Regions from separate parts of the Homo sapiens genome. Here regions 1, 2 and 3 are each linked to region 4. Evidence: chromatin loops called from intact Hi-C (ENCODE). Cell type or tissue: CD4-positive, alpha-beta T cell. All regions are shown on one strand. Each heading gives the region's core, and the rest is flanking DNA. Links, peaks and the distances in the headings are about the cores only. Region 1 overlaps FRMD4A (FERM domain containing 4A). Region 2 has its middle 24 kb from the start of SEPHS1. Region 3 has its middle 5.5 kb from the start of SEPHS1. Region 4 holds the start of PRPF18 (pre-mRNA processing factor 18).

Region 1 (7,738 bases), core at 2,284-6,283, 190 kb after region 4:
AGCTGGTGATTTCTTGATTTCTCTTATAGCTGTAAGATGTATAATTTGTGGAAATCTTTCTGATAAAAAAACTAAACAGACTCTGTCATTTTACGACCTATGTTTGCAAAGCTTTCAGACATCACTGTGATGACTAATTTTTGATGGTGGATCATCTTCTTCTGTCAGTGCAGAACCCAGAATAGGCAGGATTCAATCCTGCAGCCAGAAAGTGCGGGAAGAGCTGAGGGTCCACATTCCCTGACTCGCTCCTGTCTCATGGGACAAGTCCGCTGCCTCCTGCAGGGGCTGATGGATGGGCACCTTCAGTTGGCTGTTGGAAGCCACACCGGAAGAGGGAGAGGAGCAGATGGAAAAGGCTTGGCGGGAAAGCTGTGCCGTCTTATTGGTCTCTTTCCAGGGAACACGCAACGTTCCAGGCAGGCTTCCTGTGAGAGTTTCCCATGGGACGGGACTCACATTTCTAAATGAGATGTATCCACGCCCTGGCCAATGTCCTCTCTATCACCCACCTGTCTCCTTAGTGAGTTCAAGCACATCAGAAACACTGTTGGACCATGTAGGAATCCTATTCCACACTTCCTCCTGCTCCACCGGAAGCACACAATGACAGCCCCGCTGTCTCATATCCATATTTTAATTTTCTGCAACTTGGATAGATTATGACTACATTTTCCTGCTCTATTGTATAAAGTAGGGGGGTGGAAGGGAAGAGAAAGTGAGAGGGGCGTCTGCTGTGGCCATGCCTCCTGCCTGCTGGGAAAGAGAGAGGAAGGTAGGAAGGCAGTGTTCACAGTTTGGGAAAAATAGCAAAACAAAGCCAAACACCTTTCCTCGCCTTTCTGCTATTAAAGAGATGAGAGGTTCGTTCTCTGAAGAAGAACAGGAAGCAGGGATGAAGTGGACCGGAAGTGCAGGAATTACATGGAATTCTATACCCAGTGTGGAGACTGTTCCCTCCCGATCCCTGGATGTGGGAGGACATGTCCCAGGCAGGAAGGGAAGGGTTTTTTCTGGAGAGAATGGAGAGCCAGAGAGGAAAGATGTCCAGATACCAAGACACTGATATTCGGGGTTCCCCAGGGAAAGAACCAGCTTGCGACGGGATCACGTCACAGGGACACCCACTGGGGGACCATCCCACCCTGAAATGGAGCATCTGCTTAGTTTCTAAGTGTGAAGCAACAGACCAGGGCCAGCAGACAACTGAGGAAGCCTCGTACAGGAAAGAGAGACCAACACAAATAAACTGGAAAAAAAGAGCTGGAAGGAAACATAGAATAATAATGATAACTAATATTATCAGAGTGATAAGAGAGGATATTATGTTCCTGAAACAATAATAGCATAATATTAAAAAATCAGATAATATAAAGAAACTCTTAGAAATTTAAGAAAAAAAAAAACAACAAAAAACAAAACCATAATGGCAAAGGTTAGAAAGTCCAGAGAAGAGATTAAAGTAAATACTGACAAAGCCTCCCAGAAAGTAGAATAAAAAGACAGAGATAGACAGCTGGAGAGACAAGTATAGGAGTGGGAGGCCATGCCCAGCATTTGATAAATAGGAATTCTGGAAAGAGAGGACACAGGCAAGAGGGGAGAAGATGTCAAAGAAACAATCCAAAAAGAACCTCACAACTAAAAAAGAATGCATGTCACGTCTCCAGACTAAAAGTGCCCATCGAACACAGAGTACAATGGATTTACAAAGACCCACATCAGGGCACCCATCCTGAAATTTTAGATCAGAAGGAGCAAAAAGGAGTTCCCAAAGGATCCCATTGTTGGGGAGCCCAAGGGGGTGTCACATACAATGGATAGGATGGTGGGCTTTTCCAGAGCAACGCCTTTGGTATTCTGAGAGAAATTTTTTTTTTGTATATTTCTATATCCAGTCAAACTATTCATTAGATACAAAGCTAGAATAAAGACTTTTTCAGATATGCCAGTATCCAAACATTTTACTTCCCATATGCGCTTTCTCTGGATTGATTGCAGGATGTTCTCCAGCGAAACAATGGTGTAAAACAAAAAACAGGAAGACTCCGGATCCGGGAAAGAGAGGACCCAATACAGAACGAGGGAGAAGGAAAGACCCTGATGGGGATGCGGCATCCCGGGTTGAGACTCTGCATGAGACCAAGTCCAGGCTGGAGCAGGAGGTTGGAGGAGTCTAAGAGGGAGGTCCTGGAAAAACAACAGCAGTAGCAGCTGCCACAGCAACCAAAATCAAACCAAAGAGGAACGAGAACTACCCGACGTAGCTGGAAATTAATATTGGTAGACATCTGAGAATCTGTAGGAACTTTTGGGAGAAAAGTGAAGGGTATGTAGTAACTAAATAAGTGAAAGCAAGGCAAGTATTCCCTTTGGGTAAAACAATGGGTTGTCTAAAAAACGAGCTGCAACCACAGGATACTACTTGGATTAGTCACGATAATGTCATGCTTATGACTACGGCTTTAAGCCAGAATTATGCTATCACCATACTAAGAAAATGGAAAAGGAAATAAAATGTGGGTGGTTATAATCTAAATCTACATCCTTATTTTTTTTTTCTTTGTGACAAAGTCTCGCTCTGTCCACCGGGCTGGAGTGCAGTAGTGTGATCTGGACTCTTGGACTCACTGCAACCTCCGCCTTTGGGGCTCAGGCAATCCTCCCACCTCAGCCTCCAGAGAAGCTGGGACTGCAGGCATGTGCCACCACACCCGACTAATTTTTGTGTTTTTTGTAGAGATGGGATCTCACTAGGTTGCCCAGGCTGGTCTCAAGCTCCTAAGATCAAGTGATCCTCCCACCTCAGCCTCCCAAAGTGCTGGTATTATAGGTGTGAACCACTGTGCCTGGCCGTCTTCATCCATTTTTAACAGGAATTCAACAACCTAAAAGTGAATCAATCAAGGAATAATGCCCTGTGTCAATTATTTATCTATATGGAGGCAAATACTAGAAGAAACAGCTAAAACTGTTGCAAGTGGCAGGAGTTGCAGGGAGGAAGCTGTTTGTCATAATCAGCCTTGTGGAACCATTTGACTTTTAAATGATGTCATCTATTACTTTGATAGAAACAAATATTAATACTTTAAAAAGTGAATGAAATTGAACTTTGAAAAAGCAGAAATAAGCGGCTTATTTTACCTTGACAACTTAGATTTTAACATACAGTAGGAACCGTTCCCCAAGAGACAGGGAGGGAGCAGATACTAAACCTACGCTGGGTAAACCCAGGCATCCGGGTATCAGCATCGGGATGGGTTATCTGGGTCTAACACTACCCTCTGGGCTCTTCAAGGTCCCCAAAGCACCAGGGGGCTGTGTGGGTGGCACAAAGAGAATCACAGCCAAGAGAAAAAAACTCGGGTCTAAATCCAACGAGCTAATCACATGCCTGGCATGGGACTAAGAACTTTGCATGCTTTATCTCACTGAATCTTCCCAAGAAGGTTGTGGTTAGAGCCTTATAACATCCTTGCTCAATTAGAGAGGAAAGGGAAGCTTGGAGACGTTACAGGAGGTGCCCACATTTATCCCTTTTACCAAGGGGCATGCCTGGGAAAAGAACCTGGGTCTGCCCGGCAGCAAAAGCTGAACTGTCAACCACTCAGCAGTGCCTTTCATGATCTTTACACTGACACAGGTTACACAGGCTATCCAGCCATCCCCCAGTCCTTTGTCTCTGAGTCACTTAGCCTCTCTGTACCTACTTCCTCCTCTGGAAAGCCAGCGATTCTCGCTCCATCTCACGCAGAGATGCTGAGGCTCAAATATCATAGTATATATAAAAAATTTAAATGGCAATTTGTACAAATGAAAATATTATTCTTGATCACAGGAGGGAGACAGGGGGCCTTGGGATGCGACTTGGTCTCCTATATCAACTTGAAAGATGCTGTCCCTTGGTCATTTGTGGTCATTTATGTGCCCAAGCCCAAGGAAAGATTTTGAGAAGAGAGGGCTGGGTTCTGGAGTGACATTCAGCATGTGGGCTGATGCTGTCGGGACCTTGAACCTAAATGTGGCTGGCTGCAAAGGTGTCATCACCTCCACTCAGGGCATCTGTAGTATTTAGTTCTGACATTTATTCTTTTTAATTTTCCCTGAATCGCAAAGTCCTAGGCGTGCATGATGTTCAGAGGCCTTCAGTGCCAGCTCAGCATTTGGGACAAGACAGTACTGAACGCAACTCCTCTCCCTTTCCCCAAGCGTCTGCCCAAGTAGGCTTTGGGTCAATTTTTTTTTTTTTTTTTTTTTTTTTGAGACGGAGTCTCGCTCTGGCACCCAGGCTGGAGTGCAATGGTGCGATCTCGGCTTACTGCAACCTCAGCCTCCCGGGTTCGCTCAAGCAATTCTCCTGAGTGAGCCTCCCGAGTAGCTGGGATTACAGGCGCCTGCCACCACGCCCGGCTAACTTTTGTATTTTTAGTAGAGATGGCATCTCACCATGTTGGTCAGGCTGGTCTCGAACTCCTGACCTCTTGATCCACCCGCCTCTGCCTCCCAAAGTGCTGGGATTACAGGCGTGGGCCGGGGACAATTTTTTACTTGCCCTGCTGGAGAGTGATTTCGCGGATTCAGCCTTGCCATGCATTTACTTCGCTGCCCAAGGCTGCCACCTGGTGGAGACTGCTCACCTTTCATTTCTGAACTTGGTTTCAAAGCGCTTTCACATTTATTTAAAAAAAAAACCTGATACTCTTACAATCTGTATGTAAGTTCAGTATTATTATTTCCACTTTATAATGAGAAAGTGGGGTCTTAGAGGAAAGAATCTAAAAGTACCTGGAACTGCATTATGGTATCTTTTCCCTCCATTCGGCAAAACCCCAAAATGCTGTCCTCTTAGTGTGCTGGGTTTGAGCCCAGTTTAAGTCCTGGCTCAGCAACTGTCCCAAAATGAGGTCTTTTCACAGAACTGAATTTGATCATTACCAGGCCCTCCGTTATTCTGAACATTTGTAATTGGTGGAACTATTCTGTGCAGTGAATGTGTTGAGGTAGTTACAGAAGGAAAGTGATGGCTGATACTACCATTCCAACGTGTGTGTGTGTGTGTGTGTGTGTTTGTGTGTGTGTTAAGGTTTAATGGGTTTTTGCAATCCCTAGGGCCTGAGTTTAATTACATTTTAAAATCCAGGCAGCGGTATCTCCCTAGACTCCTTTGAATCCATCCATCGAACACCTCACAGACAAGCGCACGAGGAGAGCCTCCCTCCAGGGTGCACCATAGCCTGGCCATTCATTAGGCATGTGATCTCATCTTCATTCACTGGGAAAACAGGGATAAAAGGCTGCATCTATCTCTTGGGTTGATGGGTGCAGCAAACCATCATGGCACATGTATACCTATGTAACAAACCTGCACATTCTGCATGTGTATCCCAGAACTTAAAGTATAATAATAATAAAACACTTTTTAGAAAATTCAGGACACTCTGGGCTTTACATTTATTTATTTATTTATTTAAAAAAAGAATTGGCTGGGTGTGGTGGCTCATGCCTGTAATCTCAGCCCTTTGGGAGGCCAAGGTGGGTGGATCATGAGGTCAGGCGTTCGAGACCGGCCTGACTAACACGGTGAAACCCCATCTCTACTAAAAATACAAAAATTAGCCAGGTGTGATGGCTGGTGCCTATAATTCCACCTGCTCAGGAGGCCGAGGCAGAGAATCGCTTGAACCCAGGAGGCAGAGGTTGCAGTGAGCCGAGATTATGCCATTACACTACAGCCTGGGCTACAGAGTGAGACTCCATCTCCAAGAAAAAAAAAAAAAAGACTTATTTAATCTTCCATCAATGTTCTGACAACCAAGAGAAAATTCCTTACTGAGATCACAGGAATGGCTAAACCCATCAAATCTTCACTTGAAAGTTCTCTGGTTTGTCCATCTGGAATTTGCCCTGACTGAATGCACTACCCTTAAATTCCTTAGTAGAACTTTTATTCTAACTAATCCTCACACTTCAGGACTTCAGACGAGTCCCTGACATTTTACCCAGGTAAGAGGTAGAACTTAAGCTGTGAATTCAGAAAAACATCTGTTAATTTGCTTTCTGTGGCCCTACATTAGTCAGCTGGTGTATACCTCAAACTCTTCCGCTTCTTGTTAATTACATTTTTAGAGTAAGGGGAAATCCTAGGTTTAGTATTATTTGATTTATTTCAAGGTAGAATGCATTTTGGCCTCCAAATTAATTACCATCAATAAACTTATGCAAAATTCACTCTCAAAAAAAAAAAAGCAGTGTCTATCTCAAAAGGCGTTGTGAAGACTCAGTTAAACAATTCACATAAAGCACTCAGCAACAAGCCTACACATCATGTGAACTTTGTAGGAATGAACCGTTCTTGTCTATTACTGTTAATGAGCAGCCCTAAGGGGGTGTGACGGAGATTGCATTCATGAGACATTCATTGCATTCGTTATGTGCATGCCGGGGGTAGCCAGTGGAGTGGGTGTTTCTTTTTTAAAATGTTCTTTTAGGGCCGGGCAAGGTGGCTCACACCTGTAATCCCAACACTTTGGGAGGCCAAGGTGGATGGATCAACTTGAGGTCAGGAGTTTGAGACCAGCCTGGGCAACATGGCAAAACCCCATCTCTATTAAAAATACAAAAACTAGCCAAGCGTGGTGGTGCACACCTGTAATCCCAGTTACTCGGGAGGCTGAGGCGGGAGAATCGCTTGAACCTGGGAGGCGGAGGCTGCAGTGAGCTGAGATTGTGCCATTGTACTCCAGCCTGGGCAACAGAGTGAGACTGTGTCTCAAAAAAAAAAAAAATGTTCTTTTAGTCGCAGTTCCTAACCTCAGTGATATTCCGCAAGTCCATCTTCCCCGGGAGGAGGTGTGTGCTGTAAAGGGGTGTAGGCATTTTGGGTCATCCCACAAAAGGAGACACTACAAGCTTATGGAGCAATTGGATACAGGACAAGGGGCTGTCGCTCTCAATTAGGAATCATCTCTTGAACAAACATTTTTGTAAAGAAGATACACAAATGGCCAACAGCATGCGGACATATGCTCAACATCACTAGTCTACAGGGAAACGCAAATCAAAACCACAATGAGATACACCTCACACCCATTGGGATGGTCATCAATTTAATAAAGCAAAATAGAAAATAACAAATGTTGGAGAGGATGTGGAGAAACTGGAACCCTTGGGCACTGTTGGTAGAAATGTAAAATGGTGCAGCTGCTATGGAAAACAGTAGGGATGGCTCCTCAAAAAATGAAAAATAGAAGTACCCTATGATCTGGCAATACCACCTATAGGTATATACCCTGAACAACTGGGAATAGGGTCTCGAGGAGATATTTAGACATCCATGTTCATAACAGCATTATTCATGATAGGCAAAAGGTTTTGGAAATAACCCGTGCCTTTTGATGTATGAATGGATCAACAAAAGGTGATCTACACAGACAATAAAATGTTATTTAGCCTTAAAAAGGAAGGCAGCCAAGCGTGGTGGCCCACTTCTGTAATCCCAGCACTTTGGAAGGCCAAGGCAGGCAGATCACCTGAGCCCAGGAGTTTGAGACCAGCCTGGCCAACATGGTGAAACCCTGTCTCCATAAACAAATACAAAAATTAGCTGGGTGAGGTGGCACACACCTGTAGTCCCAGCTACTTAGGAGGGTGAAGTAGGAGGATCACTTGAACCCAGAAGGTGGAGGTTGCAGTGAGCCAAGATTGCACCACTGAACTCCAGCCTGGGCGAGAGAGACCC
Region 2 (7,738 bases), core at 1,823-5,822, 210 kb before region 4:
CTGACTTCAGGTGATCGGCCTGCCTCAGCCTCCCAAAGTGCTGGGATTACAGGCTTGAGCCGCCGCACTAGGCCTGTGAAAGATTTCTTAAGATACAAAAAGCACAAATCAGAAGGAAAAATTTTGATAAACTTGACTCTATTAAAGCTTACACTTTTTGTGTAATAAAGAGGTACTTAAACCACATTAAAAGACAAGCCAGACCAGGCACCGTGGCTGAAGTCTGTAATCTGAGCACTTTAGGAGGCCAATGTGGGCTGATCGTTTGAGCTCAGGAGTTCGAGGTTGGCCTGGCAAACATGGTGAAACCCCATCTCTACAAAAAATGACAGAAAAGTTACCCAGACATGGTAGTGCACGCCTGTAGTTCCAGCTATTGGGGAGGTTGAAATGGGAGTATTACTGAAGCCTGAAAGCCAAGGCTGCAGTGAGCCAAGATTGTACCACTGCACTCCAGCTTGGGTGACAGAGCAAGGCCCTGTCTCGAAAAAAAAAAAAAAAGACAAGCCACAGAATGAGAGTAGATAGTCACACTGCATATAATCAACAAAGGAGGAACACTTTCTAGAATATGTAAAGAACTAAAAATCAATAAAAATATATCCAATCAAAAAATAACAAAGTTATGAACAGGGAATTCACAAAAGAAGCCATCTAAGTTGCGAATAAATACATGAGGCAGAGCACGGTGGCTCACGCCTGTAATCCCAGCACACTGGGAGACAGAGCGGGGTGGATCACCTGAGGCTGGGAGTTCAAGACTAGCCTGACCAACATGGAAAAACCCTGTCTCTACTAAAAATACAAAATTAGCCAGGTGTGGTGGCACACGCCTATAATCCCACTTACTTGGGAGGCTGAGGCAGGAGAATAGCTTGAACCCCGGAGGCAGAGGTTGCAGTGAGCCGAGATTGTGCCATTGGACTTCAGCCTGGTCAACAAGAGTGAAACTCTGTCTCTAAATAAATAAATAAATACACGAAAAGATGCTCAACCTCACCAGTAATCAGGAGAATGCAAATTAAAGCTAGATATCACTTTACAGCCACTGCACTGGCAAAAATTAAGTCCAGTGAGTCTTGATCACATATTGTGAGGAACATGGGGAAATCAGAGGTCTCTTATGCTCAGGGCAGGACTGTACATCAGTAAAGCTGTTTTGGAGGGCAATTGGATACTTTCTAGTAGAGGTGAAGACACATATATCCTCTGATTCATTAGTGCCGCTTCTAGGTGGATGTTCGTGCACAGAGTTGCATACGAAGATGTTTGTAATAGCAAATAATCGGAAATAAATGTTCATTGAAAAAGGAGTAGAAGGCCGGGCATGGTGGCTCACGCCTGAAATCCCAGCCCTTTGGGAGGCCAAGGCTGGTGGATCACTTGAGATCAGGAGTTCAAGACCAGCCTGACCAACATGGAGAAACCCCGTCTCTACTAAAAATACAAAATTAGCCGGGCGTGGTGGCGGGCACCTGTAATCCCAGCTACTTGGGAGGCTGATGCAGGAGAATTGCTTGAACCTGGGAGGCGGAGGTTGCGGTGAGCCAAGATCACAGCACTGCACTCCAGCCTGGGCAACAAGAACGAAAGTCTGTCTCAAAAACAAAAAAACAAAAAAACAAAAAACAAAAACAAAAAAAGGAGTAGAAAAAATAAATGTTGCACATTCATATCACAGAATACTATATAGCAGTCAAAATTATGAAGCAACTCTAAATGTATCAGCATAAAGGAACCTTAAAACGATGTTAAGGAAGCTGTTTAATAAGTTTGGAGTTTCAATTTAGGATAATGAAAAAGTCCTGGAGATCGGTGGTGGTGATGGTAGCCCAATAGTGTGAATGTACTTAATGCTACCGAACTGTACGCTTAACATGGTTAAAACGGTATTTTTTTTTTTTGAGGCGGAGTTTCACTCTTGTTGCCCAGGCTGGAGTGCAGTGGCGTGATCTCAGCTCACGGCAACCTCTGCCTCCCAGGTTGAAGTGATTCTCCTGCCTCAGCCTCCCAAGTAGCTGGGATTACAGGCATGCACCACCACGCCTGGCTAGTTTTGTATTTTTAGTAGAGACGGGGTTTCTCCATGTTGGCCAGGCTGGTCTTGAACTCCCGACCTCAGGTGATCTGCCCTCCTCAGCCTTCCAAAGTGCTGGGATAACAGGCGTGAACTACTGTGCCTGGCCTAAAATGGTAAATTTTATGCTGTGTATATTTTACTATAATTAAAAAGCATAGTGTTAAGTGAACAGAACAAGTGCAAGATAAAATGCATTATATGATGCCGTTCGTGAAATCTGAAAACACTAAATAATAATACTACTACATACTTACTGAATGTGTTTATCTATGACCAGAATGAGAAGGACTCACATAAAATGCATGATATTCTGACTTTTGGGAGGGAGGGAGAAAAGCCAGAAGTAGAGGTTATGCTTGAACTTCATAACATTTTATTTATATTTATTTATTTATTTATTTACTTAAGATAGAGTCTCACTCTGTCGCCCAGGCTGGAGTGCAGTGGCGCGATCTCGGCTCACCGCAACCTCTCTCTCCTGGATTCAAGCGATCCTCCAGCCTCAGCCTCCCGAGTAGCTGGGACCACAGACGCCTACCACCATGCCTGGCTAATTTTTGTCTTTTTAGTAGAGACGAGGTTTCGCCATGTTGGCCAGGCTGCTTGAACTCCTGACCTCAGGTGATTTGCCCGTGTCGATCTCCCAAAATGCTGGGGTTACAGGCGTGAACCACTTCGCCCAGCACACATTTTATTTGTTTTAAAAAACTAAGAAAGGCTGGGCACCCATGCCTCTAATCCCAGCAGTTTGGGAGGCTGAGTTGGGAGCATTGCTTGAGCTCAGGAGTTCATGACCAACCTGGGCAACACAGGAAGACCCCATCATTATTTAAAAAAAAAAAAAAAAAGAAAGTATTTTAAGACCAGGCCTGATGGCTCATGCCTATCATACCAACACTTCGGGAGGCTGAGGTGGGGAATCACTTGAGTCCAGGATTTCGAGACCCACCTGGGCAACACAGAAAAACCACATCTCTACAAAAAAATTTAAAAATTAGCTGGACATTTTGGTGTGCACCGATAGTCCCAGCAGTCAGAAGGCTGAGATGGGAGAATCACTTGATCCCAGGAGATCAAGGTTGCAGTGAGGTATGACTGTGCTACTACACTGCAGCCTAGGTGACAGAGCAAGACCCTGTCTAAAAAAAAATACAACAAAAAAAAGAAGTGTAAAGGACAGAGTGTTGAGACACAGCAATGATATCCTCCCCTGTTCTAGATGGGAAAAGACAGAAACTTATATAAGGTGAAGGAGAGAAATAAGTACAGTTTCACAGAACCTGGGGGAAAAGTATGTTTCTGTAAGAATGGAGTTATAAACAGCTTCGAAAGCCAAGTAGACAGGTGACTGGCAAAAGGTCACCATGACTGTGAGGTTTATTGTGGAAAATATACACAAAGTGGATAATCCTGAGAACAAAGAAAACACCCTGCCTTGCAAGGTCTCCCATGAAAAGCACCTCTTAGAATTTGAGGCTTGGTTGATATGTGAACTTTGTCACTTGATTGATTTAGAATGGCATTTCTCAATCTGGAGACTGCAGACATATTTAGACGAGATTCCCCTCCCCGCTCTTTAAAAAAGTCTGTGTATTAATCCAGATGAGACCTGTGGGTTTTGTGCAGATCCCCACTATGGCCGGTAGGAGGCAGCATAACCTAATGCTCTGAGTCAGGATCCTGTTGCTGGAGTCTGTGCTCTGGCCCAGGGGAGGAGGAGCAGCTCATCAGCTCTGTGCTTCTGTTTCTTTCTCTATATCCTGCAAAAGGCAGGAATTAACAGAGCTAAACACTCTCAAAATATTAAATGCTGTGGGGGCGCCAGGCATCACTGCAGAAACCACAGCTGAATATAACACTATTCTCCCTGCTGCTCTCTGGCCCTAGGATCAGAAAAGCTCAACACTTTTTATTTTTTTAAATAGATAAATAAATTTATTTTGAGACAGAGTCTCAACTCTGTCTCCAACTTTTATTTTCGATTCAGGATGTATATGTTCAGGTTTAGTATATTTCCATGATCCTGAGGTTTGGGGTACGATTGATCCTATCACCCAGGTACTGAGCATATCACCCAACAGGTGGGTTTTCAGCCCTTATCTCCTTGCCTCCTCCCTCCTTTCCCCCTTTTGGAGTCCTTAGTGTCTACTGTTCCCATCTTTATGTCCATGTGTACCCAAAGTTCAGCTCCCACTTATAAGTGAGAACATGCAGTATTTGATTTTCTGTTTCTGTGTTAATTCGCTTAGGATAATGGCCTCCAGATGCGACTTTGTTGCTGCAAAGGACGGGAGCTTGTTCTTTTTTATGGCTGTATAGTATTCCACGGTGTATATACACCACATTTTCTTTATTCAATCCACTGTTGATGGGTACCTAGATGATCCCACGTCAAAAATGTTACATTCAGCTGTGGCTCACATTATATTTCTATTGGACAGAGATTATATTTCTATTGGACAAAGCTGCTCTGAGCTATTAATAAGCAGGAAGTGTGTTGTGCATCTCTAAGAGGAGGTCATAGTAGGCAGGCAAGGTTTGGAAACACATTTGACCACAGAAGCATTTTTCACATAATATCTGGTTATCTATTTATTCTCCTTTATGGGGTTGCAAAACAAAATCATGTCCATTAATTTCCTTGATCTGCTTCGAGTCCCATTTAGTGGATGTCTACCCAGAAGTATGCTTCCCAAAGAAGTTAATTTTTTGTATGTGTGTCAGAGTCTCACTCTGTCACCTAGGCTGGAGTACAATGGCGCGATCTTGGCTCACTACAACCTCTGCCTCCCGGGTTCAAGCAATTCTCCTGCCTCAGCCTCCCAAGCAGCTGGGATTACAGGCACCTGCCGCCACGCCCAGCTAATTTTTGTATTTTTAGTAGAGACGGGATTTCATCATATTGGCCAGATTGGTCTCTTGGCCAGGCTGGTCTCGAACTCCTGACCTTGTGATCTGCCCTCCTCGGCCTCCCAAAGTGCTGAGATTACAGGCGTGAGCCACTGTGCTTGGCCTAGAAGTTAATTTATTGAAACAAATCAATGGAGGCTCTGCAAAGAAGCCCCTCATTGTTCTGATAGCTGTAACATGATGAAGACCGGCAGAAGCATCCTTCATGCAGCTGTCCACTGTGCAAGTGGTTTTAGCAAAACCAAAATGAAAGTACATTTTATCATTTCATTGTATCCCAGAGAATCATAGAAATTGAGATTTGAAAGGTATCTAATCCAATACCCCCAAGTCATATTCTTGATTGGGAACCAAACACCCAGCTGCCAATACTATGTCAAATGTTTATTGAGCATCCACTATGCTCCAGACACTTGTTTTACACTCACCAACAAACTTACCAAGCTGATTCTATAATGATCAGTACAATTTTGTAGGTATTAGGAAGATCAGAGAGGTTGGACCACCTCTTTGAGGTCACACAGCTGGATGGAGGCGCTAGCATGCTTCTCCACTATGTTCTGCTGCCACTGGGAAGCGAAGAGACTTGCAAACATACCAGGTATATTAATAATATTCCAGCCACTACAAATAGCAATGTACAGTGTTTGCACTAGACCAATGACAGTGGTAATACAGTGAAAAGAGTAATCATTTTTACCAGTTTCAGAGTACTAAGACAATAATGTGGAAATGAAAAAACTGCCAGGCTCAGTGGCTCATGCCTTTAATCCCAGCATTTCAGGAGGCCAGGGTGGGAGGATCCCTTGAGGCCAGAGTTCAAGACCAGCCTGGGCAACATAGCAAGACCTCATCTCTACAGAAAAAATTTTAAACTTAGCCAGGCATGCAGTGTGTGCCTGGGATCCTAACTGCTCAGGAGGCTGACCTGGGAGGATGGCTTGAGCGCAGGAAGTCGAGGCTATAGTGAGCTATGGTGGTGCCACTGCACTCCAGCCTGGCAGCCTGGGTGACAGAGCGAGGCCAGTTTCTAAAAGAAAAATATTGAAAAAAATGAAATAAAAAGTCTTGGGCAGGGCGTGGTGGCTCATGCCTGTAATCCCAGCGCTTTGGGAGGCCAAGGTGGGCGGATCACTTGAAGCCAGGAGTTCGAGGCCAGCCTGGCCAGTATGGTGAAACTGTGTCTCTATTAAAAATATAAAAATTACCCAGTCATGGTGGCAGGTACCTGTAATCCCAGCTACTCGGGAGGCTGAGGCAGGAGAATTGCTTGAACCCGGGAGGTAGAGGTTGCAGTGAGCTGAGATCGCACCATTGCACTCCAACTTTGGCAAGAGAGCGAGACTCCATCTCAAAAAAATAAAAAAATTAAAGAGTTGAAATTTAAGAAATACTTACAGTATTAAAATAAAATGTTCTAATAGCCACATTGAAAAAGTAAAAAGAAACAGATGAAATTAGTTTTAATAATACATGTTATTTAACCCAATACACTCCAAATAGTCTCATTTCAATGTGTAAGTAACATTTTTTAAATGGTTAAAAATGTCTTATTAGGTCTTTTAAATACGATGCAAATTTTACACCTAAGAGCTCATCTCAAGTGCTCAGTACCTATATGTGCCTAATGGCTGCTGTATTGGATGGTGTAGGCTCAGAGATTAAATACTGCAAGGAAACCCCAAATAGAACCTGAGAAGTCATCACGAAGTTACAGGGAAAATAATGGAAATGAGCAGAGGATACAATTGGGTTAATATAAAGGCCGAGATGTTAGAAGACAGCCTGTCCAGGAAAAGGCTTAGCTGACAGCACAGTTAGGTTAGATTAAAATGGACTCTGTTGCTGGGCACAGTGGCTCACGCCTGTAATCCCAGCACTTTGGGAGGCCGAGGTGGGCAGATCACAAGGTCAAGAGATCGAGACCATCCTGGCCAACATGGTGAAACCCTGTCTCTACTAAAAATACAAAAATTAGCTGGGCGTGGTGGCACTCATCTGTAGTCCCAGCTAGTCGGGAGGCTGAGGCAGGAGAATTGCTTGAACCCGGGAGGTGGAGGTTGCAGTGAGCCAAGATCGTGCCACTGCACTCCAGCCTGGGTGACAGAGCAAGACTCCATCTCAAAAAAAAAAAAAAGGTGGGGGGGCTCTATTATGCAAAAATGAAAGCTCACTGAGTTAATGACTGTTCCCAGCATTTCTCTTAATACTCCAGGCAGGGATCAGGAGAGACACTTGCGGTCTAGGCCAGGAGGTGGTTTGGTCTTGTGTTTATTTGTTGCTTTGAATTCTAGTTGAGTTGTTGCCGCTGTGTGTTTATAGGATGAGGCTGTGGAGAGTTTAGCCATTTTTTTTTTCAACTGCAAATGATGTGTGTCTATATGTACATGTGTGTATATAGAGTTTTTGTTTTTGTTGTTGTTTTTGTTTTTTGTTTGTTTTTTAAGAGACTGGGTCTTGCTCTGTTTCCCAAGCTGGAGGGCAGTGGTATGATCATAGCTCACTGCAACCTTGACCTCCTGGGCTCAAGTGACCCTCCCACGTCAGCCTTCTGAGTAGCTGGGACTATAGGTGTGAACCACCACACCTGGCTAATTTTTAACATTTTTTGTAGAGATAGGGTCTTGCTATGTTGTCCAGGCTGATCTCAAACTCCTAGGCTCAAGCAATCCTCCCACCTTGGCCTCCCAAAGTGCTGGCATTACTGGCATGAGCTACTGTGCCAAGCCTGCAAATGATGTATGTTAA
Region 3 (7,558 bases), core at 1-4,000, 230 kb before region 4:
CAGGAAAAAAGTGAAAGAGACCTTGGACAGAGCTCTGCAGAACTTGGAAATCAAGTGGCTGGGCGGGACAGAGGCCGATCCCCGCTGCGTCGGTGGGAGGCCACCATCCTCAGAACCGACTCTTCCTCCCCGCCTCCACCCACCACGAGCTCACCGGGAAGCAGTTCTCTGCCGCAGAGGCCGTAAGCCACAGATGCCTTACTTCATCCAGGGCCACACTACAGCCTTGGCCCAGATCATCTGGCAGAGTCATGCATCCTTTTCTTTGCCGGTGATGAGAGCTTCTTCCTTGGGTACTGCTTTGAGCTAGTCCTACGCTCCCCCGCAACTCCCGGGCTCACCAGAACCCCATTCTAGGGAGCCATCCCCGCTGGATTCTCAGGCTCTGCTGGTTCCGTCCAAGAGATGGTTCTCCTGGGTTGCATTGTCTGGTTGGGGCTTATTAAAAATACCAGTTTACCGCTGAGCAGGGTAGCTCAGGGTGCCTGTAACCCCAGGGCTTTGGGAGGCCAAGACAGGAGGATCACTTGAGGCCAGGAGGTTGAGACCAGCCTGGGCAACATAATGAAACCGCGTCTCTACAGAAAATTTAAGAAGTAGTCAGGTGTGATGGCGCATGCCTATAGTCCTAACTACCTCAGAGGCTGAGGTAAATCATTTGAGCCCAGTAGTTCAAGGCTACATTGAGCTGTAATCGTGCCACTACACTCTAGCCTGAGTAACATAGCAAGACCCTGTCTCAAACAAAACAGAACAAAACAAAAAGAACTAATTTACCAGCTTCACTCACTTGAAAGATTACAGCTAGCAGATACAATGGGTTGAATTATGTCCACCACAAAAGGTGTGTTGAAATCCTCACTGCCCCCCATACCTGTGAATGTGGCCTTACTTGGAAATAAAATATTTGCAGATTTAATCAAGGTAAGATGAAGTCATACTCAATTGTGATATGCCCTAAATCCTATGGCTCATATTCTTAGAAAAAAAGGAATATTTGGGCTGGGCGTGGTGGCTCATGCCTGTAATCTCAGCACTTTGGGAGGCCAAGGTGGGCAGATCACTTGAGGCCAGGAGTTTGAGACCAGCCTGGCCAACATGGCGAACCCCATCTCTACTAAACGTACAAAAATTAGCTGGGCGTGGTGGCATATGCCTGTAATCCCAGCTTCTCGGGAAGCTGAGGCAGAAGAATCGCTTGAACCCAGGAGGCAGAGGTTGCAGTGAGCTGGGATCATGCCACTGCACTCCAGCCTGGGTGACAGAGCAAGATGTCTCAAAAAAAAGAAAAAAGAAAAAGAAAGAAAGAAAAGAAAAGGAAGATTTGGAGACAGCGGCACAGAGGAGACACAGGGAAGATGGCCATGCATGTGAAGACCGAGACAGAGGTTGGAGCAATGCAGCTACAAGCTACAGCGGAGGTTGCCGTCAGCATCAGAAGCTGGGAGAGGCAAGGAGGAATTCTTCCCTAGAGCTTTCAGAGGGAGCGTAGCCCTGCCGACACCTTGGCTTCCCGCTAGCAGCCTCCGGGATTTAAACTACCCAGCTTGCGGTCCTTTGTTATGGCAGCCATGGGAAAAGACTCCAGCAGGTCGGAGGTGTATGTGGTGGGGAAGGGATGTGAAGAATCCCCATTTTGCCAGGCTCCCTGGGTGATTCTGATGCTTTTGAAGAACACTGACCTAAGAATTCCACTTCCTCTGAAACCCAGAGGGACGAGAGGCTGCCTGTTCTATACCCCACATCCTGCTCACCCCAAAACAGAAAAGCAGCTCCAGTGACATCACCTTCCTGTCACCTGCCCTTCTCATTCGGGGCTCATGCCATCCAACACTGCCACCATCTGCTGCCAGAAGTGTCACTCCCCTGCATGGTTTGAATCATGCCCATTCAAAAGTGGCCCCTGCTCTGTCATCCCAGGGGATGGAGAGGGTCCATTCTCAGGAATAGCACCTGCTAGATGATGGATGTGCAAATCTGATGACCTTGACCTTAACTCCACTTTAGACACCCATTGTCTTGGCCGTGCTGTGAACCTTCTCGGCCCTGGAAATCTTTCATTTTTTATTCGTTTAGAGATGAGCTCTCGTTATGTTGCCCAAGGTGGTCTCAAACTTCTGGGCTCAAGCAATCCTCCCACCTCAGCCTCCTGAGTAGCTGGGACTACTACCATGCTTAGCTAACCCTGGAAATCTTAAACACCAACACCCTCTCCCCCGTCCCTGAGTCCTCTCCCTTCTTTACATAGGACACCCACACTCTAACTTCATGGGGGCCACCAGTCTCCTGAAGTGGATCCGTTTCATTCTGTTCAGCTTGGACCGTCTGAGGGTAGTTCTGCAGCCTCATCTCACCTCAACCCATTTCATTGACCATGTTCACCCCCACATGTCCAAACTTAAGCCCCTCTACCTGCCTTCTTTGTCCTTCCACTGGGCTGGAGGAAACTCAGAACTTAGAGATCCTGCCATGATGGGCATGTCAGCCCCCAGTGCCAGCCGGGCTTTTCTGACACCTCAGAAATCATTGAGTATGTTATTCCTGATGTTCATTATTCTCCCCAAGGGCTGGTTCACACTTTGCTGCCTTCAAGAGCAGATGCACCTTACAGAAAAGAATTCATGTCCTCAGGGGAAACCCTGTAATTCCCCCACCCTTCCCTGGCCCCACTAGACTCCTCTGACCTCCAGGGTCAGTGTCTCAGAGACAGGACTGCCCTCTGCCGGTCCCAGGCTGGTCCCTGCCTGTACCCTGACTTCCACCCCTCCAACAATAGCTAACCTTTGTTGAGGATTCACTACATACCCCACTGCACAGTGTTTTAAAGCACTGCTTTTAGAATTCTCCCCACAGTCCCCTGCGGTAGGTTTTCCTTTCATGGGGATGGGAACCAGGGTTCCGACTAATTAAGTAATTTATCCAAGGTCACTGTCTTAGTTTGGGCTCCCCCAAAGTAGACCTGGAGACAAGGATTAGGGAGAAGGGAGTTAGTTAATTTGGGAGGTGATCCTAGGAAACATAAGTCATGAAGCAGACAGGAGGAAACAGAAAGGAGAAAGCCGGAAGGAATGTTAGAGTGGCCTACCAACCGTGGGCACCTGGGACTCTGCCCTGTTGAGGCTGCTCTGAGAAATGGTACGGACCCCCTAGGGCAGGCAGATGAATGACGAACTCCAGTAGGTCTATGTCCCAAGCCCCAGAGCCTGTGACTATGTCATGTTACAAGGCAAAGAGGAATTTCAGTTGCAGGAATTGAATGTACTGATCAGAGCCAAGTGTTGTAGTTCATGCCTCTAGTCTCAGCTACTCGGGAGGCTGAGGCTGGCAGATTATTGGAGCCTAGGAGTTCAAGGACACAGTGAGGTATGATTGTACCACTGCACTCCAGCCTGGGTGACAGAGACCCTGTCTCTTAAAATAATTAAAGAAAAATTTGCTCATCATTTGAGCTTAAAATAGGGTGGTTATCTTGGATAATCTAGGTGGATCCAAGGTAATCACAAGCCTCCTGAAAAGTGGAAGAGGGAATAGAGAGCTGGAGAGATGGGAGCGTGAGAAAGAATTAGACTGACATTGCTAGCTTTGAAGATGGAGGAAGCGGCCACAAACTGAGGAAAACAGGTGCCCCCTAGAATATGGAAAAGACAAGCAGGTTCTCCTTTAAAGCCTCTGGAAGAGAATACATCTAGCTGATAGCTTGATCTTAGCTTAATGATATCTGTGTCAGACTTCTGGTCCACAGAACTGTCAGATCATAATTCAAGCTGTTATAGGAGAGGGGCCCTGATCCAGACCCCAAGAGAGGAATCTTGGATCTCGCACAAGAAATAATTCAGGGCAAGCTGGGTGCGGTGGCTCACGCCTGTAATCCCGTCGCTTTGGGAGGCCGAGGCGGGTGGATCACCTGAGGTCGGGAGTTCGAGACCCGCTTGACCAACATGGTGAATTCCTGTCTCTACTAAAAATACAAAAATTAGCCAGGCATAGTGGCAGGCGCCTGTAATCCCAGCTACTCGGGAGGCTGAGGGAGGAGAATCGTTTGAATCCAGGAGGTGGAGGTTGCAGTGAGCCGAGATTGTGCTATTGCACTCAAGCCTGGGTGACAGAGTGAGACTCTGTCTCAAAAAAAAAGAAAGAAAGAATTCAGGGCAAGTCCACAGTGCAAAGCAAAATAGCAAAAGCAAGTTTATTTAATTTTATGTATGTATTTTTAAAAAACAAGTTTATTAAGAAAGTAAAGGAATAAAATAATGGCTACTCCATACACAGAACAGCCTTGGGGGCTGCTGGTTGCCCATTTTTATGGTTCTTTCTTGATGATATACTAAACAAGTGGTGGATTATTCATGCCTCCCCTTTTTAGACCATATAGGGTAACTTCCTGCATTGCCGTGGCATTTGTAAACTGTCATGGTGCTGGTGGGAGTGTAGCAATGAGGGCAACCAGAGGTCACTCTCATCACCATCTTGGTTTTGGTAGATTTGGGCCGGCTTCTCTACTGCAACCTGTTTTATCAGCAAGGTCTTTATGACCTGATTTTGTGCTGACCTCCTATCTCATCCTGTGACTTAGAATGACTTAACCATCTGGGAATGCAGCCCAGTAGGTCTCAGCCTCATTTTACCCAGCTCCCATTCAAGATGGAGTTGATCTGGTTCAAATGCCTCTGACAAAGCCACAAAGTTTGTGATAATTTGTCTCAACAGCAATAGCAACAAATCTGTCCCCTTAAACTCATGCTACTGGCAGGAAAAGAAGCCACGGCTCTATCCACTGACTCCTGTCCTTTGGTGGTTAAGGGTTGCCCCTGGATGTTAATTCCCCGGAACTCCCCGCACGTCCTCTCACTGGACTGGACAAGACTGAGAACTTCAGGGCCAGCAGAGCTGCCCTGGAGTGCTGGGCAGGCAGGTGATTGAGGTGGGATGCTCTCAGCGGGCTGGCCCCTGCAGCTTTGGGTAAGATCAGTGAGTCAGATGTCAATGGCGTGGGCAGTGCTACCACAGTGCCCAGCTGTAAGTAGTGAAACCAGGATTTGAGCTTGGGCTACGTCTGGAGCCCATGCACCCAGCCTCCAGCATTTGCTAGTCCCACTCTTTTGTTTGAAATTTTCAGGCAGGGCACAGTGGCTTATGCCTGTAATCCCAGCAGTTTGGGAGCCTGAGGCGGCTGGATCACCTGAGGTCAGGAGTTCCAGACCAGCCTGGTCAACATGGTGAAACTCCATCTCTACTAAAAATACAAAAAAATAAGCCAGGTGTGGTGGCAGGTGCCTGTAATCCCAGCTACTTGGGAGGCTGAGACAAGAGAATCACTTGAACCCAGGAGGTGGAGGTAGCAGTGAGCCGAGATCGTGCCACTGTACTCTAGCCTGGGCGACAGAGTAAGACTCCATCTAAAAAAAAATTGGCCAGGCATGGTGGTGGGTGCCTATAATCCCAGCTACTGGGGAGCCTGAGGCAAGATAATCACTTGAACCTGGGAGGCGGAGGCTGCAGTGAGCCAAGTTCACACCAATGCACTGCAACCCGGGCAATAGAAGAAGACTCCATCTCAAACACACACACACACACAATTAAAATTCATGTCACCTGTTTCTTTTAACCTTTTTTTTTTTTTTTTTTTTTTTGAGATGGAGTCTCGCTCTGTCACCCAGGCTGGAGTGCAGTGGGCGATCTCGGCTCACTATAACCTCCACCTACTGGGTTCAAGCAATTCTCTACCTCAGCCTCCCGAGTAGCTGGGATTAACAGGTGCCCGCCCCCATGCCTGGATAATTTTTTTTTTTTAATTTTTGGTAGAGATGGGGTTTCACCATCTTGGCCAGGCTGGTCTTGAACTCCTGACCTTGTGATCCACCCACCTCAGCCTCCCAAAGTGCTGGGATTACAGGCGTGAGCCACCGTACCCAGCCACACCTGGCTAATTTTTGTATTTTCAGTAGAGACGAGGTTTCACTGTGTTGGCGAGGCTGGTCTTGAACTCCTGACCTCGTGATCCACCCACCTCAGCCTCCCAAAGTGCTGGGACTATAGGCGTGAGCCACCATGCCTGGCCACACCTATTTTTTGTATTTTTAGTAGAGACGAGGTTTCACTGTGTTGGCCAGGCTGGTCTAGAACTCCTGACCTCGTGATCCACCCGCCTCAGCCTCCCAAAGTGCTGGGACTATAGGCGTGAGCCACTGTGCCCCACCACACCTGGCTAATTTTTGTATTTTTAGTAGAGATGAGGTTTCACTGTGTTGGCCAGGCTGCTCTAGAACTCCTGACTTCGTGATCCACCTGCCTCGGCCTCCCAGAGTCCTGGGATACAGGTGTGAGCCACCATGCCCGGCCTCTTTTTACTTTTTAAAATGGGGCCACTTGAACACTTAAGATGACACATGTGGTCACATCCACTTTCTAGTGGACAACACTGCCTTAAAGGATTCCTGGTTCCCAGACCCCAGACACAGGCATTTGGGCACCTACTTGAGTGTTACACAAACACTTCACATTCAACATGTTCCAGACCAAAATAATCATTTTCCTTCCCACTCTCCCTGTCCCATCACCCCCGACTATGTACTCTCTTGGCTGGTGGACAATCTCCTGTGTTGCACGTGGTGGAACCCTGGCCCATATGCTGAACTCCTCCCTCTCTTTCCAGTCCCTATTCTGAGTCAATTCTACCACCTTGATATTCTCCATCTCTCATCCCCACTGTTGTGGACTTAGCCTTATTTACGGTCTTTTGCTGTTTTGCTCATTTCCATCAGCCCAAAATGATCCATGCGGCTGGAATGACATTTATCAGAGGCAAACCTGATCATGTCCTTTCCTTGCTTAAAACTGCGCAGTAGCTCCCGTTGCCTGTGGCTCCATTTCTCAAAAAGTCTGGTCTTCATTCGTGGGTGTGCATGGATGAGTTAAGTAGGGCATGGAAGAATATTTTATTTTTGTAGTTAGGGGTATTCATTTCAACACCCACTGGAAGGATTTAACTGAAACATAAAACCTGTGATTTCACAGACATTATTGTTCAGAACAAAAGTGAGTCAATTTAAATAAAAGTTTAAAGAAACAATAGCACAGGCTGAAGTAATAGCACTGACCAAGTAAATAATAGCTACAGGATAAATTTCAGACTCCTTAGTATGGTAAAAAACTAAGCAAACAAAAAAATAAACGCTTTGTGACCAAGCCTCCTTCTCTCCCTTCCTTCCTTCTTTCCTTCCTTCCTTCCTTCCTCTCTCCCTCCTTCCCTCCTTCCCTCCCTTCCTTCCTTTCTTTCTCTCTTTCCCCCTCCCCTCTCCTCCCCTCCCTTCCTTTCCTTTTTAACAGAGTCTCACTGTGTTACCCAGGCTGGAGTGCAGTGGTGTGATCTCAGCTCACTGCAACCTCCACCTCCTGGGTCCAAGCAATTCTCCTGCCTCAGCCTCCCGAGTAGCTGGGATTACAGATGCCCGCCACCACGCCTGGCTAATTTTCGTATTTTTAGTAGAGACGGGGTTTCACCATGTTGGCCAGGCGGGTCTCAAACTCCTGACCTCAGGTGATCCGCCCGCCTTGGCCT
Region 4 (7,738 bases), core at 2,095-6,094:
ATAAATACCTATATATCCTAGCGGCTCTGTTTCTCTGGAGAACCCTGACTAATACAGTCACTGTGGTTGATTTCCAGTTGCCAAGGTGGGGTCCTCAAGCCTGGAACTGGTAAGAGGTCTGCAGGAGCCACCATTTTATAGTATTTCCACCACAAAGATACAACAGTCATAAATAACTCCAAGAGCATAAGAGTAAAAATGTAGTAAAATAAGAATTAGGTTCTGTGTATTTATTAACTTCGTTTATAATATGATTTATTTGATTACAAGTAAACTCATTTGATTTTTAATAATTGCTAAGTTTGACAACTGACACAAAATTCTCAAAAATGTAACAATTGGCTCTTGTGGGACGGTATGCACCAGCCTGGCTGAAGTGGCTATCACTCTGGAATTCACATTTTATATATCCTGAGTCTTGGAAGGATCCACTCCATTCCAGTTTTAGTTTTCTAGGGAAGGGACTCTGATTGTCCCAGATTGGAGAAGTCATTCTCTGTGGTCTAACCCTACAAAGCAGTTTTGTAAAGGTGGCTGGATCTGGAGGGAGCCTGCTCCCTTGCCATTAGGAAATTCCCAGAAGCAGCATTACTGGGAGTGGACGGGTGCCCTTTGAGGTGCCTGTGACCGTGCTGCAGACACCACCGACCAGCCTTCCCGCTCTGCTCCAATTCTGAAGACTTGTGCAGACTGCATTTCAGACTGCAAATGCACTTTTTCCCCCGCAGGAGATGACAAAATAATATATTAGGTCGGCAGTTCTCAAAATGAGGTCCCTGGATCAACAGCATCCATCTCCCTTGGGAGTTTGTTCAAAAAGCAAAATCTTGGGTCCCACCCCAAGCCTATGGAAAGACAATTTCTGGGGTTGGGGACCAGCCGTCTGTGTTTCAAAAAGTCCTCCAGGTTATCCTGAAGCATGTTAAGGATTGAGAGCCACTGTATTGAATCATAGAGCTTTTCTTTGCTGTTTAAGTTACATTCCATCTTTTAGGGCAGCCACAAAACAAATCCAGGTGATCCTGATTCAATTTGGCATTTCCCTCCAGTCTCCAGAAATGACAAATAATTTCCTAGGATGAGTTACCTCTACAGAGGAATATCTCATCAATCCTGTACTGATTTTTACCCTTTTTTCTTTTAGAAGATGACTGATTTTTAATTTCTGAAATTATAGCCACATATACACTATTAAATCTTACAAAATTTAACTTTTTAAGGTCTATTTCTTGATTCCCCAACTAACTGGCTATCTCTTTGTGGGCAGGGTCTATGTTTTGGTTTAGGTCACAGAAGCTAATGTAGTATAGAGCTCATATATAAGATATTTAAATATTAGATTGAATAACTATGGAAATTTAAAAAATTCTTTATCTAATTCTTTGCTTTCTTTTATACTCTTCAAAATTTATCATATACAATGTCTAAAATAGACATGCTAGAAAATTTATAAATAGTCTAAATAATAATTAAACAGAAAAAGACTGATACCTGAATTTTCCCCCCATATTATGAGATTTGTACCAAATTGTGGTAAAAAGCAGAAAATAAGAATCCCCAATTGTTCTACTGTCCAGATAAAAACTTGATATTTTGGTATGTTTCCTTCCAATCAATGTTTTATTACGTCTATATGTTTTTGTTAAGAAGCATATGTCTATGTTTTTGTTAAAAAGCAGAGACTATATGCTATAAAGTTTCATTATGCTACTTTTGGACCGAACATTGTATCATGAGCATTCCCATACCATTGAATTTTTAAAAACATGGTTTTTAATGATGCCATGTTATTTGGTTGTGTGTATAAACTATATTTTATTTAACTATTCCTCCATTTAGAACACTTGGGTTGTTTCCAATTTTTCATTTTTATCTCTCATTTATTTATTTTTGTTTTAGAGACAGTGTCTTACTCTGCCACTCAGGCTGGAGTGCAGTGGTGCGATCAATGCTCACTGCAGCCTTGAACTCCTGGGTTCAAGTGATCTTCCTGCCTTGGCTTCCCAAAGTGCTGGGATTACAAGTGTGAGCCTCTGTACCCAGTCCCAATATTTCACTTTTTAAATAATGATTGTGATGAAATGGGATGCATGTTTTTTTAAATGAATATGGTCTCTCTTAGGGTCACGGCGATTTGTTCTTTTAAGTGTTTCTTTTCTTTTCTTTTTTTTTTTTTTTTTTTTTTTTGAGACAGAGTCTTGCCCTGTCACCCAGGCTGGAGTGCAGTGGCGCGATCTTGGCTCACTGCAACCTCCGCCTCCCGGGTTAAAGCGATTCTCCTGCCTCAGCCTCCTGAATAGCTGGGACTACAGGTGTGTGCCACCAAGCCCGGCTATTTTTGTAGTAGAGACAGGGTTTCACCATGTTGGCCAGGCTGGTCTCAAACTCCTGACCTCAGCTGATCCGCCTGCCTTGGCCTCCCAAAGTGCTCGGATTGTAGGCGTGAGCCACTGTGCCCGGCCTCTTTTAAGTATTTCTAAAAGCTCCTGGATATCTTTTTTCCTTCCTTTTGAATGGAAAAGCTTGCTTGTCAGTTGCTTGTTCAAGTATTTCTCTCTATCACTCTTTGATCTCAGGCCTTAATCAGGATTCAGTGCACATGTTTACATAAACGTAGAAATCAATGAAAGTCTAAAATGTAAGGGGAGGCTGTTAACTGTAGCTAGTAACTTCTCTGGTTTACACTGACAGTTTCCCAGGTAGCCAGCCGTTGTGTTCTCTGTAAACTTCCATTGCTGTTACTGTCATCTGTCTTAACCCTTCAGGTTTTTTTTGTGTCTAACAATCCCTAATCCCTAAATCAGGAAAATGCTAATAAATTATTATTTGCTCATTGATTAGTGAGGGAAACCCATATTCATGCAAGAGTGTTGCCATATTTAGTTCAAGGACATTTTCCTGTGTTGGCTTATTTCTGGCAAAAGTCAGGTATATTTTATTTTATTTTGTTTTGTTTTTGAGACAAAGTCTTGCTCTATCACCCAGGCTGGACTGCAGTGGCATGATCCCGGCTCACTGCAACCTCCATCTCCCGGATTCAAGCAATTCTCCTGTCTCAGCCTCCTGAGTAGCTAGGACTATAGGCACCTGCCACCACGCCTGGCTAATTTTTGTATTTTTAGTAGAGACGGGATTTCACCATGCTGGCCAGGCTGGTCTTGAACTCCTGACCTCAGGTGATCTGTCCACCTCGGCCTCCCAAAGTTCTGGGATTACAGGGGTGAGCCACCCCGTCTGGCCTCAGATATCTTTTAGATGAAGTATCACCCCCCACAAAAGACTTTCTAAATTGAAATAATTCAATTGTTCATTTTTTTGTTTTGTAAAGCATTTTACCCATTATCAGCTGACTCAACAAAATGATATTTCTTACCTTTTTTGAGTAAGAAAAACGAAATGTCAAATATTGTTCAATTATGATTTCACAAAAACAATTTTTAAACGTGCTTCAATGACATGAAAAAAATAAGTCCACTGTAAACAAATGTTAGGGACTTAAAAAATCTCTGACATAATTTTTCTCTTCAATTTAACTTTTTTTCCCTTGGGTTGGATTTAAAAAAAAAAAAGGAATTTCTGATTACATCTCCAATCATGTCACTGAAAAATCTTGATTGCTGAACACATGACCAAAAAATGATTAGTTAGCTTGAGGTAAATGTTCAATTATCACCAAGATTGGTAAGCAATCTAAAACAGAGGGAGTGAAGATAAATTGACTTCCAAACTGCTTTAAATGGTTGTAGTCGTTTAAGTTCACAGGAAATTTAACAGGCTAGTAATGAACAGACAGCCCTTTCACTCTATTGTTACAAGTTAGTATTATTGTTTAGATTTTTCTCATCCTTTTGCAAATTTTGCAAGCAAGTAACTTCAGAAACCCTAATGTAAATTTCCAGTTAATAAAGATCTTGATTTAACTGGCATTATTGAGGTGTTCTTCGAGAGGCTTTTGGAACTCAACTAGCAGGTGCAGAGAGTACTACAAAGACCCGGGTTTCCGTCCACGTTCACGTAAACCTCCCTACGAGGGGAAACTACAGGCGCGCTGCCGGAGGGCGCCGCCAGTGGGCACTCACGCACAGCTGCTTTGGCCACCACAGGCGCCCCGGGCCACTCTCTTCCCTCATCTCTCTCATCCCAGCTTCCGCCGGAAGCGGCTCCTGTCAGTTGTTCTCAGGTGTTTGGGCTTGTTGTTCCGTATACTCAGTGGGTTCGCGGCCGCCGGCCCAGTGAGGCTGGGTTCGAGGAGCTGGAGCGGGAAACTGGAGCTTAAATTCTGGCGGCGAGATGGACATTCTGAAATCAGAGATCCTTCGGAAGCGGCAGCTGGTGGAGGACAGGAACCTGCTGGTGGTGAGGACCCTGCGGTCGTGGGGGTCGGGATGTAAGAGTGAGAGTATGTGTGTCGGGGTTTTGGGGTGAGGGTGACGATACTCAGAGGATTCGGGGCGGGGACGGGGCTTAGCGAGTGTCCTGCCACTACCCCTGGTAGGCCCCCTTAGATCCAACCCTTGGCGTCTCACTGTTGAGGCTGGAGAATAGGGTCTGAGAGCAGGGAACTTGAGTACAATTCGTGCTGACTTCCCAAAGCTGGATCAAAAGGAAAACACCTGGGTCTGGGGGCGGGAACCTGAGGCCAATTAACGCCCACGTCCAAAAGCCAAACCAAAAGAAAAATCCTCATCTTCCCACCACCGAGTAGCAAAGGCTTCAGGCTGCGGCTCTCCCCGCATCCCTGCCTTTCCACCACCTCTCAGATGGGAAGGGAACGTGCCCTGCATTGGCCGTGGGCCAATCACGGGCCATCCCTTCATCTGCATAGGGCGCCAGTTCACCTCAGTCTTTAGCCACAGACCGAACCCTTCATCCAGATACGGGGTAGCTGATAGGGACCTCAGAAGGAGTACCTAAAACCCGGAAAACTTTGTAACCGGGGCCTCGAGCCGCTTGCTCGGGCCCACTCACACCCTGTGGAGTGCTTTCTCGCGTTCATAAGTCCCTACTTTTGCTGCTTCATTCCTGTGTTTTGTTACTTTTTTTGTGCGTTTTGTCCAATTCTTTGTTCAAAACGCCAAGGACCCGGGCAACTTACACTCACGGCCTTCTTTCCGGTAACCACTTGGGAGCCTTAGGGATGCAGGTGTGGGAATTGCAGGAAAACCCGAGGCTTTGTTTGTTTTCCCCCGACTGACCCTGTTTCCCTCCAGTTTACCTAACTGCCCCCTATCCCCGCTCCTACCTGTTGGCATTCTGCGGACGTGCCCCAGTGCTCCTGAGAGTTCCCTTCTGTCGCCTTACGAAGGGTTTGTGCCCAACTGAAACATGGAGGAAGGGCCGCCGGGCGCGGTGGCTCACACCTGTAATCCCCACACTTTGGTGGGCAGATCACCTGAGGTCAGGAGTTCGAGACCAGCCTGGCAAACATGGTGAAACCCCGTCTCTACTAAAAACACCAAAATTAGCTGGGCGTGGTGGTGCGCGCCTGTAATCCCAGCTACTCAGGAGGCTGAGGCCAGAGAATCACTTGAACCCGGGAGGCGGAGGTTGCCGTGAGCCGACATCGCACCACTGCACTCCTGCCTGGGCGACAGAGTGAGACACCGTCTCAAAAAAAAAAAAAAATTCCTTCTAGCCAGGTGTGGTGGTGCGCGCGTCTAGTCCCGGCTGCTTGGGAGACCAAGGCGGGAGGATCGCTTGAGCCCAGGAGTTCAGGCTGCAGTGAGCTATCATCGTGCCACTGCACTCCAGCCTGGGTGAGAGACCGAGTCCCTGTCTCTAAAAAAAAAAAAAAAAAAGTAATAAAATTCCTTTCTAATAGTAAATCCCAATTTTTTAAATTCTATTCCTCCTCCTTCTCTCTTCTTCAACACATGAAAAGTCTGTAGGCCTGCTCTTCACTGATGGGAATGCTAAGACTCTTTTGGAAAGGTACTAAAAAGGGGGAGAAAGAATTACATGATTTAGGAACTTCCTGAAGATGATCTCCCTTACTTTATTGTGTAGCAGTAACTTAGACCGCTGGTTCTCAAAGCTTTTGGTCTCAGGACCCCTTCACACTCTTAAAAGTTACTGAAGATCTTGAAGGACTTTTGTTTATGTGTTATTTCTATCCGTATTTACCATATTAGAAGTTAAAACTGAGAAACGTTAAAAATACTCACTGATCGATCATTTGGAAAACATTGGGTTACTGAATTATGCAGGTCTCCCACCTGTTGACACATTTCATTACAAAATATGAAAAGATCACTTCATTTAATATCCACTGATCTGAGAAACATCTGTAAGCATTAGGAAACTGTCAGGCTCCTGATGACAGATCTAAGTTCACCACACTTAATTTCCACTTGGAAGCTGGAATTTTATCATAGGCAACAAATATTATCAGTTATTTTCTTGAAGTGATCTGCTCACTTTGTTCAGTTTGGGGAAGTTGTCTGCCAAATACCCAAGTCTGAAGAACCATGGTTTGCCGGGTGTTCTTAAGTGTAAAAATGGTATTCCGTGAAAAAGCCAGTTTAGCTTGCAACTCAATTACTTTCCTCCACACAACCAGCAAACTTTAGTATAAATGAGAATTGTTGTATGCATCTTTCCTGTTTTGTCACATAATATTAAAAAGATATGGCCAAAGATCAAGACTTAATAAAAATAGTAATTTTACTCCTTTATCATAAGGAGTAAATTTGTTTAGAGAAACTGGCTCCCTCTGGCTGCAGTGGCAGTTTAGAGTCACTGCCTTGGTTCTTGCTAAGGCTTTAGCAAATTTACCATTGCTTTTCACCTACAGTGCAGATGTCATCAGAGTGAGCAGGCAGATAATGCCTTACTGTAGAAAACACTTTTGACCTCATGAGTCCTCTCAGAGGGTCTACAGGACCCATGGAAATCCGTGCATCACAGAATATCTGACTTAGATATTTGGATGTTGTGTACGATTGATGTATGTGATGTAGTGTAAGTAAGTTAGAGTTCTTAGCTTGGTAAATGGCAAATTTCATGATCATTGAAACTTTAAAAACAATTAGAAAAGTGGAGGTAATAGAATGCTGTTTGGTAGGTATGGGGAAAAGCTTGTTCATATTTGTAAATGTTTTTATGTCTACTGCAGGGACCTTTTGATGAGTGGTTGGGAGTATTTTAAATTTAGGTGTTGGAGTGCATAGTGGATGTTAGGAAGGGCCAGGGTGTTGAAATCTAAGTGCTTTAAAGGGAAAAGTGAATCACAAAATATTCAGCCCACCCTCAAGGTTCACAACATGAATATTTGCATAATCATGTTCTTCGTCATTGAAATGCACCAATCTACAAAAATGATCATTAAAAAAAAAACTTTAGATTCTTCAGGGTCATTTATAATTTATAATATATAAACTTTTCCTGGGTGTCTTTCATTTTTTAATTTGGTAGTTGATTGAATTATCACATAATTCCAGCCAGAAGATAAGATTGATTTTTTCAATCACAGAGCAGTTCAGACCAACAAAGGGCGTACATGAAATGGGAATTAAAATACTGACATTCGGCCGGGCGCGGTGGCTCACGCCTGTAATCCCAGCACTTTGGGAGCCTGGGGTGGGCAGATCACGAGATTGAGACCATCCTGGCTAACACGGTGAAACCCCATCTCTACTGAAAATACAAAAAAAAAAAATATATATATATATATATATTAGCTGGGCATGGTGGCAGGTGCCTGTAGTCCCAGCTACTCAGGAGGCTGAGGCAGGAGAAT

Evidence for each region. A loop is a pair of places that touch in the nucleus more often than their neighbours do. Peaks named below come from ENCODE experiments on the same cell type or tissue, not always from the same donor. Only the 100,000 strongest peaks of a DNase experiment are listed, where the experiment ranks them.
Region 1: it touches region 4 in a loop (19-fold over the local background); 12 of 110 quality-filtered maps call a loop at or near these places.
Region 2: it touches region 4 in a loop (9-fold over the local background); 46 of 110 quality-filtered maps call a loop at or near these places.
Region 3: a loop joins it to region 4, with 5 times the contacts of the local background. A loop is called at or near these places in 10 of 110 quality-filtered maps.

The regions. Positions count from the first base shown.
Region 1 is chr10:13,773,556-13,781,293 of GRCh38, forward strand. All of the region lies in intron 6 of FRMD4A (FERM domain containing 4A), which reads right to left. Among named protein-coding and RNA genes, the nearest start is that of PRPF18, 190 kb to the left of the region's middle. RefSeq lists an enhancer at 1,671-1,840. In CD4-positive, alpha-beta T cell, for the core only: CTCF peaks have their summits at 4,636 (motif pointing left) and 4,840; a DNase peak (open chromatin) is centred at 4,596.
Region 2 is chr10:13,368,343-13,376,080 of GRCh38, forward strand. No RefSeq gene overlaps it. Among named protein-coding and RNA genes, the nearest start is that of SEPHS1, 24 kb to the left of the region's middle. In CD4-positive, alpha-beta T cell, for the core only: CTCF peaks have their summits at 3,742 (motif pointing right) and 3,942; a DNase peak (open chromatin) is centred at 3,729.
Region 3 is chr10:13,350,001-13,357,558 of GRCh38, forward strand. No RefSeq gene overlaps it. Among named protein-coding and RNA genes, the nearest start is that of SEPHS1, 5.5 kb to the left of the region's middle. RefSeq lists an enhancer at 1-60 and a silencer at 5,412-5,565. In CD4-positive, alpha-beta T cell, for the core only: no CTCF peak of the experiment used is centred there; DNase peaks (open chromatin) are centred at 111, 1,811 and 2,701; H3K4me3 peaks cover 488 bases; H3K27ac peaks cover 1,984 bases.
Region 4 is chr10:13,582,797-13,590,534 of GRCh38, forward strand. It overlaps PRPF18 (pre-mRNA processing factor 18), which reads left to right and starts at 4,169. Exons shown (of 10, transcript NM_003675.4): 1 at 4,169-4,356. The coding sequence starts at 4,291. RefSeq lists enhancers at 4,124-4,463, 4,639-5,234. In CD4-positive, alpha-beta T cell, for the core only: a CTCF peak has its summit at 4,047; a DNase peak (open chromatin) is centred at 4,115; H3K4me3 peaks cover 1,670 bases.